4 separate regions of the Mus musculus genome follow, and all the other regions are linked to region 1. A link is a loop called in an ENCODE intact Hi-C map of the cell type or tissue named here. Cell type or tissue: heart. All regions are shown on one strand.

What was found. Hi-C counts contacts between places; a loop is a spot of excess contacts. Peaks named below come from ENCODE experiments on the same cell type or tissue, not always from the same donor. Only the 100,000 strongest peaks of a DNase experiment are listed, where the experiment ranks them.
Region 2: a loop joins it to region 1, with 5 times the contacts of the local background. A loop is called at or near these places in 38 of 42 quality-filtered maps.
Region 3: it touches region 1 in a loop (4-fold over the local background); 38 of 42 quality-filtered maps call a loop at or near these places.
Region 4: it touches region 1 in a loop (4-fold over the local background); 6 of 42 quality-filtered maps call a loop at or near these places.

The regions. Positions count from the first base shown.
Region 1 is chr4:11,165,252-11,167,751 of GRCm38, forward strand. It overlaps Trp53inp1 (transformation related protein 53 inducible nuclear protein 1), which reads left to right. Exons shown (of 4, transcript NM_021897.4): 3 at 1-196. Among named protein-coding and RNA genes, the nearest start is that of Trp53inp1, 10 kb to the left of the region's middle. In heart, no CTCF peak of the experiment used is centred here; a DNase peak (open chromatin) is centred at 1,470.
Region 2 is chr4:11,074,967-11,077,466 of GRCm38, forward strand. It overlaps Ndufaf6 (NADH:ubiquinone oxidoreductase complex assembly factor 6), which reads right to left and starts at 1,239. Exons shown (of 9, transcript NM_001085493.2): 1 at 1,014-1,239. The coding sequence starts at 1,210. In heart, a CTCF peak has its summit at 1,322; a DNase peak (open chromatin) is centred at 1,265; H3K4me3 peaks cover 1,736 bases; H3K27ac peaks cover 1,073 bases.
Region 3 is chr4:11,080,947-11,083,446 of GRCm38, forward strand. No RefSeq gene overlaps it. Among named protein-coding and RNA genes, the nearest start is that of Ndufaf6, 6.0 kb to the left of the region's middle. In heart, CTCF peaks have their summits at 1,081 and 2,145 (motif pointing right); no DNase peak of the experiment used is centred here.
Region 4 is chr4:11,025,018-11,027,517 of GRCm38, forward strand. Gm46843 (a long non-coding RNA gene) reads right to left here and starts at 1,683. Exons shown (of 2, transcript XR_001784238.1): 1 at 854-1,683. In heart, a CTCF peak has its summit at 1,413 (motif pointing right); a DNase peak (open chromatin) is centred at 1,414.

The sequences.
Region 1 (2,500 bases):
TGGAGGAGAGCTGGTTCATCACTCCTCCCCCATGTTTTACAGCAGGTGGATTAACCACTATCAAGGTGGAAACAAGTCCTATGGAAAACCTTCTCATTGAACATCCCAGCATGTCTGTCTATGCTGTGCACAACTCCTGTCCTGGTCTCAGTGAGGCGAGTTGTGGAAATGATGAATATAACTCAAGTGGTCCCAGGTATGCTACAAGCACTTCATTCTCTGCATAAGTAGTCTGATAAGCAAAATTTTATTTCTACACAGAACAAAGCTAAGGCTTTAGAAGACTTAAAACTAATTGTGCTAGAAATTTACTTAAGTAACTTGGGCTATAAATACAACATTCAGGTCAAGATAGAGTTTTATAAGGTTATTAATTGTAGCATGCCTCAGTTGTATAATAGCCATCTCCTTTATAAAATCATGCTACTGAAGGGAAATGAAAAGACTAGTATTTCTGATAAGTATATTAGAATGTAATTCTGGTATATTATAGACTAGATTATTTTAGGGTATTAAATTCATGTCTCAAAATTGATTTTCTTCTATATATTCTTAGCTAAGTCATCTTAAATGGTGCTTAATCTTGAAAATCCAAGTATTTGTTCCGAGGGCTGCTCTCAGAATTCAGAAATGATGTTCTGTTACATGGTAGTCCGAAATGGAGATAGGTGAAGACCCAGTAAGCTCAGGGAAGAGAAGTGAGTTAAGATTAGTGTGTTCCAAATCCACCTTCCAGATACTCTGTGGCCTTCATCAAGAGAACATTCTCAGTAATACATCTGAGATGATTCTCACAAAAACCAAGTCCTCTTCTCCATCTCATCTGCTTACAGTCTGGCTAATCCATCATGCATGTCCATGGAACATGCCCTGTGACATCAAAGCATGTTGTGAGTGTTGCCACTGACTTATTCCTTTTTGTAGGTAGAGGATTCAGGTAAGTCTGGATCCTTTGGAGTACTGCACTGTCATCTGAAGGGCTCCTTTTGCATGGTTTAGGCTGTGGCTTCACTGGACCACTGTATATAGCTGGTTTCCCATCGATGGAGTATAAATAAAACTCAGGCAATGCTAACCTTTCTAGAATTACTAACCTCTTAAAACAGATACATTTTAGCAAGGCTAAATATATTTCCTCTTTCTTGTACCAAAACAAAAATCATGTCTTTATACAATCACAAAGTACCAGGCATAATCTGGGTCTTCAAGTGGCACTTTATTGAAAGCCATAATTTTGCCGAGTTAAGTGTTTTCAGCATCCCAACTAAAATATTTTAATTGCTTTATAGTTGCTTTAAGCATTTCTTCAGTTCTTAAAAATTCTTCCCTACTGATTCTGATGATTAGGGACTAGAAAGATGGCTCAGTTATTAAGAGCACTGGTGGTTCTTTCATGTAACCCAAGTTCAAGTCCCAGAATCCATGTCTGCTCATGACTGTGTCTCCAGTCCCTGTGTATGATGCCATCTTCTGGCCTCTATGGGTACTGCAGGGGTGTGGTGCAGATTTACAAGCAGGCAAAGCATTCATATACACACAAATGAATAAAATCTCAAAAAATTTATACTTATAAAAAATAACATGGTTAACAAATTATCACTTTTAATTTATTTACTGGCAGTTGATACTTTTCAGTACTAATGTACATTTGTGTGTGTATAGTCAGCAGCTTTGCATAGTAATATATTACAGTAGATATTCATTGCCAAAAATTTAAATATGTAGAAATGACATCCCTCAAGATCCACAGATGAATACTATTAACACCCCAGGAATATTCTTTGTTGTTTTTACTATATGGGCTCATACCAGTAACTATTCGCCTATACTCTGAACCCATGCTTTCTATACTATTAATGCACATATGTAGAGTACAACTAAAACAAATAGCATTAAGAAATTACTAGAGGGCTGGGATGCAGCGCAGTGGTAGTGTTTCAGATCATACTCTAATCTCCCCTAAGAACCTAGCCCCAGACAGCACTTCATCAACTTTATTCAACCAGCATCTGGGTACTGTATCTAGGACCTTAGTGTTTGTAACTTGATGCCACAGAAGTTGGTTTTGCATTCCTACGTCATAAGTATTAACATGTAGGTAGGACCAACAAACAGATAGCTTCATAAATGAATTATCAAAGGCCAGACATGGTGGTATGTGATTGTAATCCCAGCATTTAGGAGAGTGAGGCAGGAGGATCACTAGTGTAAGAGCAGCTTGAAATACACAGTGAGATACTGTCTCAAAAGGGCTATATATGTACATATGTTTCTAAATCAAGGTAGAATCAAGTGTTACTAAAATGGCAAGACTTTATATAGTATACAGTCCTTACTTTTGAGCAAGCAATAAACCCTGTCCTTCAAACACATTACTTCTACTCTGTCCTCAGGGATATCAGTAGAAACCACATGAGTATGAAGCTAAGTACTTATAATGGCTTTAGAGTGTATGTTTTATTGCATCTTAGCCTTTATTGTTTGTGAAAGTTTATGAACA
Region 2 (2,500 bases), 90 kb before region 1:
TCTACAGGGTCAACCACAGCTACATAAAAACCCTGTCTCAAAACAAACAAAAACCATACCGGATAACTGCTGTTAGCAGGGAGGGCAAAATGCAGGGGCGGTGTGGGTGGATGTAATTAAGCCATAGATTATTCATAGGGCTCAATTCCCATCAGGCCCAACCCCCACACATGTCTACAGAGGAAATCCCAGATGTCTTTCCTGACACCAGGTGAACAAAACACAAGTCATGAGGCTGTTCTTGTAAATCTCTGGCAAATCCCTTGTTCCCTTGAAATTATTAAACTTCATCTTAAAAATTGTATTTATTTTTATGTGTATGAGTGTTTGCGTACACATATGTCTATACACTGCTTACCTGGTGCTCAAGAAGGCCAGAAGAGAGCATTAGATCTCGTGTCGGGGCTGGGAATCAAACCTGAGCCTGTTCTCTTAACCGCTAACCCATTTCTCCAGCTCTTAATGCTCTAACTCTTAAACTCCCTTGATGGGAATCACAACTTGAAAGGAGAATTAAATAAGCTGCTTTGGACTTTACTTTTGTAAACAAAATTTTAGCTTTGAGGTTGCTTTGTAGTTAAATCTAAACCTCTGGCCAGTACCTCCTAAGAAGATGCGTCAAAAGTGAGTGTGCCAACTTTTGTGAGATGTGTTTATCCAAAGCACGCTGGGCAAGCACCCTACCAATGGACCTAAAAATGCGCAGGCCCCGTGAATTACTTTTAATAGTGCAGCACACAGAGCCCAAAGCCAGTTAACGGTGTTAAAGTCACTAGCTGTCCATGAATAAAAAGTGCTATGCATGCAAAGGTTGTAGGGTCCATTAACGTTAGGGTTCAGGCAGAGGATGTGCTGAGCCACGTGAACAGGCCTGCGGTCTCCTTCTCCAAGCACGGGCACAGAGCCCAGCAGAACGCAGGACCCGGAGGACGCAGCCCCAGGCTCGGGGTTCAGCGCTCTGCGTTCCACAGGCTCTGGGCTCTCGGGGATGTCCCCCGGGCGCGGCCACTCACCTCAGCAGCTCCAGGCAGTAGAGGTGGGAACCGGGGATGCCTGGCCCGCTGGCCGCCGCCACGCTGCGCCGGACCGCCGAGGGCCCCGGCAGGCGCCGCACACGTTCCCACGCATCCCGAGGCGGCTGGCGATGGAACAGGTTAGCCAAACCGAATGGCCTTGGGCCGCGGACAGAACCCAGCATGGAGGTCGCCATGACACCCGCTTCGGGTGCCCTCCGACCCTGAGGCCACGCCCCCCGGAAAGTGGCCACGCCCCCGGCAGATCTCTGCAACTCCGCAAAGGAAGGACGCCACTCAGACCAGAGCCAGGTGTCGCTATAATCCTGCACATTGGTGACTTGGTTGTCCTCTCCAGCGTCCACTCCCACAGAACCCCAGAACGCCAAAAGGGATGGGTGCCTGCTTTTTAAAGAAGCGACTGACGTTACATCCTGTCACCCCAGAGACCCCCATCCTCTCTTGATCCTCTTCAAGGGCGCTATTGACACTTGTAACCGCACTGCTGGAAGCTTGTTGTACCTGAATGCCCACTATTCACCCACACACATTCCCAGAGACCTCCCAGCATAGCCCTGAACAGGTACACTGATTAGCCACTCTACCTCCAAGAGAAAAACACAAAGATGCTTGAGAGATGCACCAGGTTATGCCTCCATTATCAACCACTAAGGATAAAGGGGAAGGAGAGGAAGGGGGAGAGAGACAGAGACAAAATTTAATTTCTTTCCTTTTGCTTTCTTTTCCTTTTCCTTTTCTTTTTGTTTGTTTTTTGTTTCTTTTGTTTTTCGAGACAGGGTTCCTCTGTGTAGCCCTGGCTGACCTGGAACTCACTTTGTAGACCAGGCTGGCCTCGAACTCAAAATCCGCATGCCTCTGCCTCCTGAGTGCTGGGATTAAAGGCGAGCGCCACCACGCCCGGCTCCTTTTTCTTTTTTAACAGTAACAATATATCATTTGCTGTTAGTTGTCTCTCACAACACTCTAAAAGCCCAAGAGCATGGAGTCATTTGTTTCCTGCTTTAACCCATTGACAGTCCCTCGATGTTGTAAAATCTGACTTGCCTCTGTCATCTGTAACGCCAGCACTAAGAAGGCTGAGACAGGAAGTGTTGAGTGTTCAAAGTCAGCCTACACTACACAGTGAGGTTGAAGCAAGACAAAAAGAGGAAGTTGTGAACCTGAGATAGAAAAGTAGCCTCTCAGCCAGGAATCAGGCCAAAGCCTTTTGCCTGTGGAGAATTTAGAATTCCAGTATAAGGCTAGAGAGATGGGTCAGTCAGTAAAATGGTAAGATAGTACCAGATGAGGTGAAGGAGCTCAGAAGACAAAAAGGAGGCTCAGAGGGGCAGGAGACAAAAGAGGGTAATGGGAGGCAAATGTTGAAATACATTATGTACATGCCATAATGTGCTAATTTAAATACTTAAATACAACAGTTTAAAATACAATAAAATGATACTATACTACAAATGATATGTTGTTAC
Region 3 (2,500 bases), 84 kb before region 1:
CATCTACTGTCTATTATACACTAGCTCAACAGCTAGGATGTCAGGATTATAAACATGCTCTGTGTCTTCCTCCCCCTGGTCTACTGAGAAAGAGTTTTACCATGTAGCCTGGACCTCAGCATGTAGACCAGCTGCCCTCAAACTCATAGATATCTGTAAGTTGCCTCTGCCTCCCAGGTATCTCTTTTTAATTAGCTTTAGTTGTTGTGCCTGGACACAGAGGATTTTTGTCATCTGCTAAAAACCAATTCAAATACTAATACTAATAAAACAAAACTCTGAGCAAGTGAAAATTATCACACATAAATAATTATAAAACATGGCAACTGCTATTGTATTAATAAGAATATATATGGGGGCTAGTGAGATGGCTCAGTGGGTAAGAGCACCCGACTGCTCTTCCAAAGGTACAGAGTTCAAATCCCAGCAACCACATGGTGGCTCACAACCATCCGTAATGAGATCTGACTCCCTCTTCTGGAGTGTCTGAAGACAGCTACAGTGTACTTACATATAATAAATAAATAAATCTAAAAAAAAAGATTTATAATAAGAATATATATGTAAATTACTCGAAGAGGACAGAAAATGAAAGTGGCTTGAGAGCAAGATTAACTCTCAAATAGCCGGAGTTTGGGTGTGATATTCCCTGTGTAGCCTAGGCAACCCTCAAACACTACAGTGATAAGCATGCACCATACCTGACTTTTAGATTGTTTTATTTTAATTTATTGTGATAGTAGAGATTGAACCAAGGCTTTCAGTTAGAGAAGGGGATAACCACCAATTCCATCGGCAGTCATTTTGCTTATTTTATTTTGAGATAAGTGTACTAAGTTGTGCAGGCTAGTGTTGGACTCCAGACAGGCTTCAGACTTGCAATATTCCTGCCTCAGCCTCCCAGACCCTTCTCACCACACTCTATAGAAAAGGCAAACAAGGTGTAGAGAGGTTAAGCGATGTACTCAACATTATACAACTGGTGCTAATTGGTGGGGATAAGCCTGAATCTGTGCCTTGTCTCAACACTCCTGCGTTTCTATTTTGCCACCACGCAAAGCCTGCGTGGAGAGGAAGCCCCACAGGAGGGAGCTGCATGCACACAGGACCATGGCACCGGATTCAGTGCCTACCAAGAACAGAGTTGGTGGTCGTGGAATCTGCACTCATAGAGCAAGGTGAGGAAGAGAAGTCACCAGGGATCAAATATTGGTGGCTTTCTAGGGAAAGTTGGGATTTAGGGATATTTATTGAAATGTGTTAGGGAACCACCAGAGAAGTCAAAACAGGTGCTTGGTGCAATTTGTCTTAGACTTGAAAAAGACAACTCTGATTTTTGTTGGGGGGCTAGCTTGGAAGTAGGGAGGCTATATGGGAGCTTGTTGATGAAAACCAAACCAGAGGCACTGGTGACTAGGATGGGCATAACTATGGAGAGAAGGAAAACGGGGATTTCAATCGTGGACAGGAGGCATCCAGAACTTATTGTCACACAGGAGCATTAGGAAAGGGTCCCACCGGCTTTCTCATGCAGAAGCCCCCTCTTTCCCTCACATGGCCATCCTCTTCTTCCAGAGGAGTCCGCAGCATTGCCAGCCCAGGGATTCATGCGATTAAAGCAGAGCATTGTGTCCTCATCCACCAGGGGCTGGTGCCACGGAGTTTGCGCGTCTCTCTGATTGACCACACGGAGTCAGACCTGAAAAGGAGCCCACTGTGGGGCTTCTGAGGAAGCTACTCCACTAAAGGGAGCACAAATGTAAGACAACACAGGAACTATTTCTTTAAAAATGCTTTAACATAAGACTAAAAGGTGTTTGATGACATGGTTCAGCAGGGAAAGACACTACCTTTCAAAAGCCAGAGGACTTGTTCAGTCTCCAGAACCCACATGGTAAAAGGAGAGACAGGATTCCCCCAATATCCATTCCCACCACACACTAAACAAACAAACAATTAAAAAAAGAACTAATTAAAGAGCTAAGGGTATACCTCAATAGTAGTATCTGACCGTTCTGAGGAGGAAACATTTCCCCAGTGTAAGTGTTACAGCTCAGAGGAGAAAGGTACCCTGACAGTCAGGAGCTAAGGACTACCACAGAGTCACGCCACACAACAAACTTCACACGAGAAATGTATTGGGAGAGACACTAGAGGGAGCTGCCTCTGCTTGGGCAAGAAGCAGCAAAGAACTGTGCAGAAGGTGGGTTCTTGGGGTTAGCTTTCCAGGGTGCCCTAGGATTTTGTGGCCTTATCTTGGGCTTTTTTTTCCCCCTGTAGGGTGAGGCCTGGCTACTTTCCTACCTCAAGGGGCTAGAAACTAGGAGCTTTTGTGTGTGCTTGTGTGTGTGTTACTGTTGCTTGAACCCAAGGGTTCATGCATGCTAAAATGTCACTGTGCCAACGAGCACCATCCCTAGCCCTTCATTTCCAGACTTTGTTTTTTGGCTTCATTTTTTTTCCTAGTGATTTATTCATTTTTGTTTTATGTGCATGGGTA
Region 4 (2,500 bases), 140 kb before region 1:
ATGAAAAAAACTAGGAGGTTAGGGGACACAGGTCAATGCTGGCCTAGCAAGAACCTGTAGGTTCTACCCCTCAGCACCAAACAGACAAATCATGGAAACAAAAGGCCTCACAGAGGCAAGACACGCACCAGAAAGCCCAGTCTCCCCTCTTTCCTTTCCTGATTCTATTACTTAGCACCTCATTCTCTCAACACTTCTGATTGGCCCAGACCACCTTCCCAGGAAGTCTTTGGGAAGGCGTATCTTTTCCACAACCTTCTTTAGTAAGGTTCAACCTCCAGTCTAGCCCACCGCCCACCAAAGGTAGTAGAAAAGAAAGGTTATTAGGATACGAGGGAAGTGGACCTGTTTAGAAATAGTTCTTTGAGGAGATTCCAGTCTTCGTTGTTTTCATTCCAGTCACACCAAACACACCAAACACAAATCAGCCACTGCTGTCCTCCACAGACACCACACACAAATCCGCAAGAGCAATTCAATTCAGACAAAACCACACGGCTCCCCAACTGAACGAGTGGCAAGAAGCCGCAGGAATCTAAGGAGAAGTTCTTTGGTGAGTTTTTCTCTATGAAGTCACCACAGGCGAAGCTCAGCAACAAAGTATAAGGCAAACCCATACATGCCTGTCATCAACAAAGACTGTGGAGGAGCAAAGCGAATCAGTGCTCCCGTTCCCACTGTCTGGGCTCATATTTATAGTCTCTCTAAACATAACGCATCCTTTCACCTGTGTCTGCTTCAGGAAAACGGTCTTTCACATGTCTGCTTTAGCAACACATTCTTCCACTGGTCTGCCCCAGCAAAACAGCATTATAACCTGAGTCTCCAAAGAAACCAGAAATGTCCACTTTACCTTTGAGTGCTGTGACTGTTTGTTGTCTGTCTACCTTCTCTTCTCCAGCAACCTCCACTGCTTGTCAGCCTTCCTTCCTTCATGTGGTATTTGGAATTTTCTCCATTTACACGGATTGTACATGGGGGTTGGTCACTCCAACCTCCAATAGTGGGATACCGCTCGCCTGTTGGAAAGGCAAAGCCACCTCACACCAGAAGTGGCTCAGAAACAAACCCATGACGTGTGTTTACTATATCAGAGTCAATGAAACGTAATCTGGAACAATCTGGTGCCACATTGGGAGGGCACAATGCTTCTTCCTAGGGTTGCTGGAAGAAAAGTCCCAGGCCTGGGTCTTAGACCTTCTCGGTGAAAAAGGCATATGCAGCTGGGGCATGGGCCTTCCGATTATAAAGGGTGAGCGCAGAATTCGCAGCGGGGAGAGGAATGCGTAGGTCTGTCAGTGGTTGATGTACAGTCTCCGCTAAAAATTCACCTTGCTCAGCCAAAATTTAGCTGGGTCTTTAAATATTTCTCCTGTGCAGCTGTCATGATGTGGAACTCTTGACAGTAGAGGGCGCTGGGGAGACAGTGCGGAAGGAAGGGTTCTGCTTTCTGGTTCTGGTATGTTCTGTGCCAGCGCAGCTTCTTTTGCAGTGCCCAGCTCTTGCGACACCCACGGCTCTTCTGGCTCCTGGCTGTTTCTGTTTCATCAGATTAACGGGCACCTCCCCCGCTACCTTTAGAAAGACACTTCTCCACGAACAACTTGGGAATATCAGGGACTGTACCTCATATATGAGGGACTGCCTCGTGGCAGCAACTTCTGTCAGTCATAAAACACAGCTGTGCTCTGTACCACACTATCAAGATTTCATTCCAGGTTGGGGGACTGAGGTGGCAGAGTTTTTCCTCCCTCGAGTACTCTGCCTCAGCCCTAAGTGTTCTCCATATCTGAATTATTTAGAATCATCTCTACTCAGATTTGAGCCATAAAGGCAAAAGACATAATCCTAAATATCATAATCCAAAATGTTAATATGAAAGTCCAATATCCTTAAGTCTAAGATAACAAGACAATTAAATTCCTAAAATTACACTTCTGGGGAAAAATTCAAATTTATTTTAAAAGACTTATTTACATTTTAAGAAGAGATTTATTTGAGAAATGTAAAAATGCAATAGACTATTTTATAAGTCATGTCACACAGGAAAAAATAGTATAACACACACACATTCATGGAGAGAGCGAGTATGTACAATAACATACAGGTGTACTAAAGAGAATTCCATGGTTATAATGGTTGTGAGCAGATGAGCCATATTCATACATTGTTCAAAATGCAAAATTACAAAACACACAGACCTTAGAAGAGCTGAAGCTCAGGGTTTTCCTCAGTTCTGTAACGTGTTCAAGTCCAGCCTGGACTATCAACATGTCAGCGGATGTGGGGTGCAGGGTTCGGGGGAGCGGAGAGATGGCTCAACCGTTATGAGTACTGGCTGCTCTTCAGAGGTCCTAGCTTCAGTTCCCAGCAACACATGGCAGCCCACAACTGTGTGCAACACCGATCCCAGTGACCTGACACCCTTTTCTGGCTCCACAGACACCAGGCACACACATGATGCACAGACATATACACAGGCAAAACACTCAGGCCCATA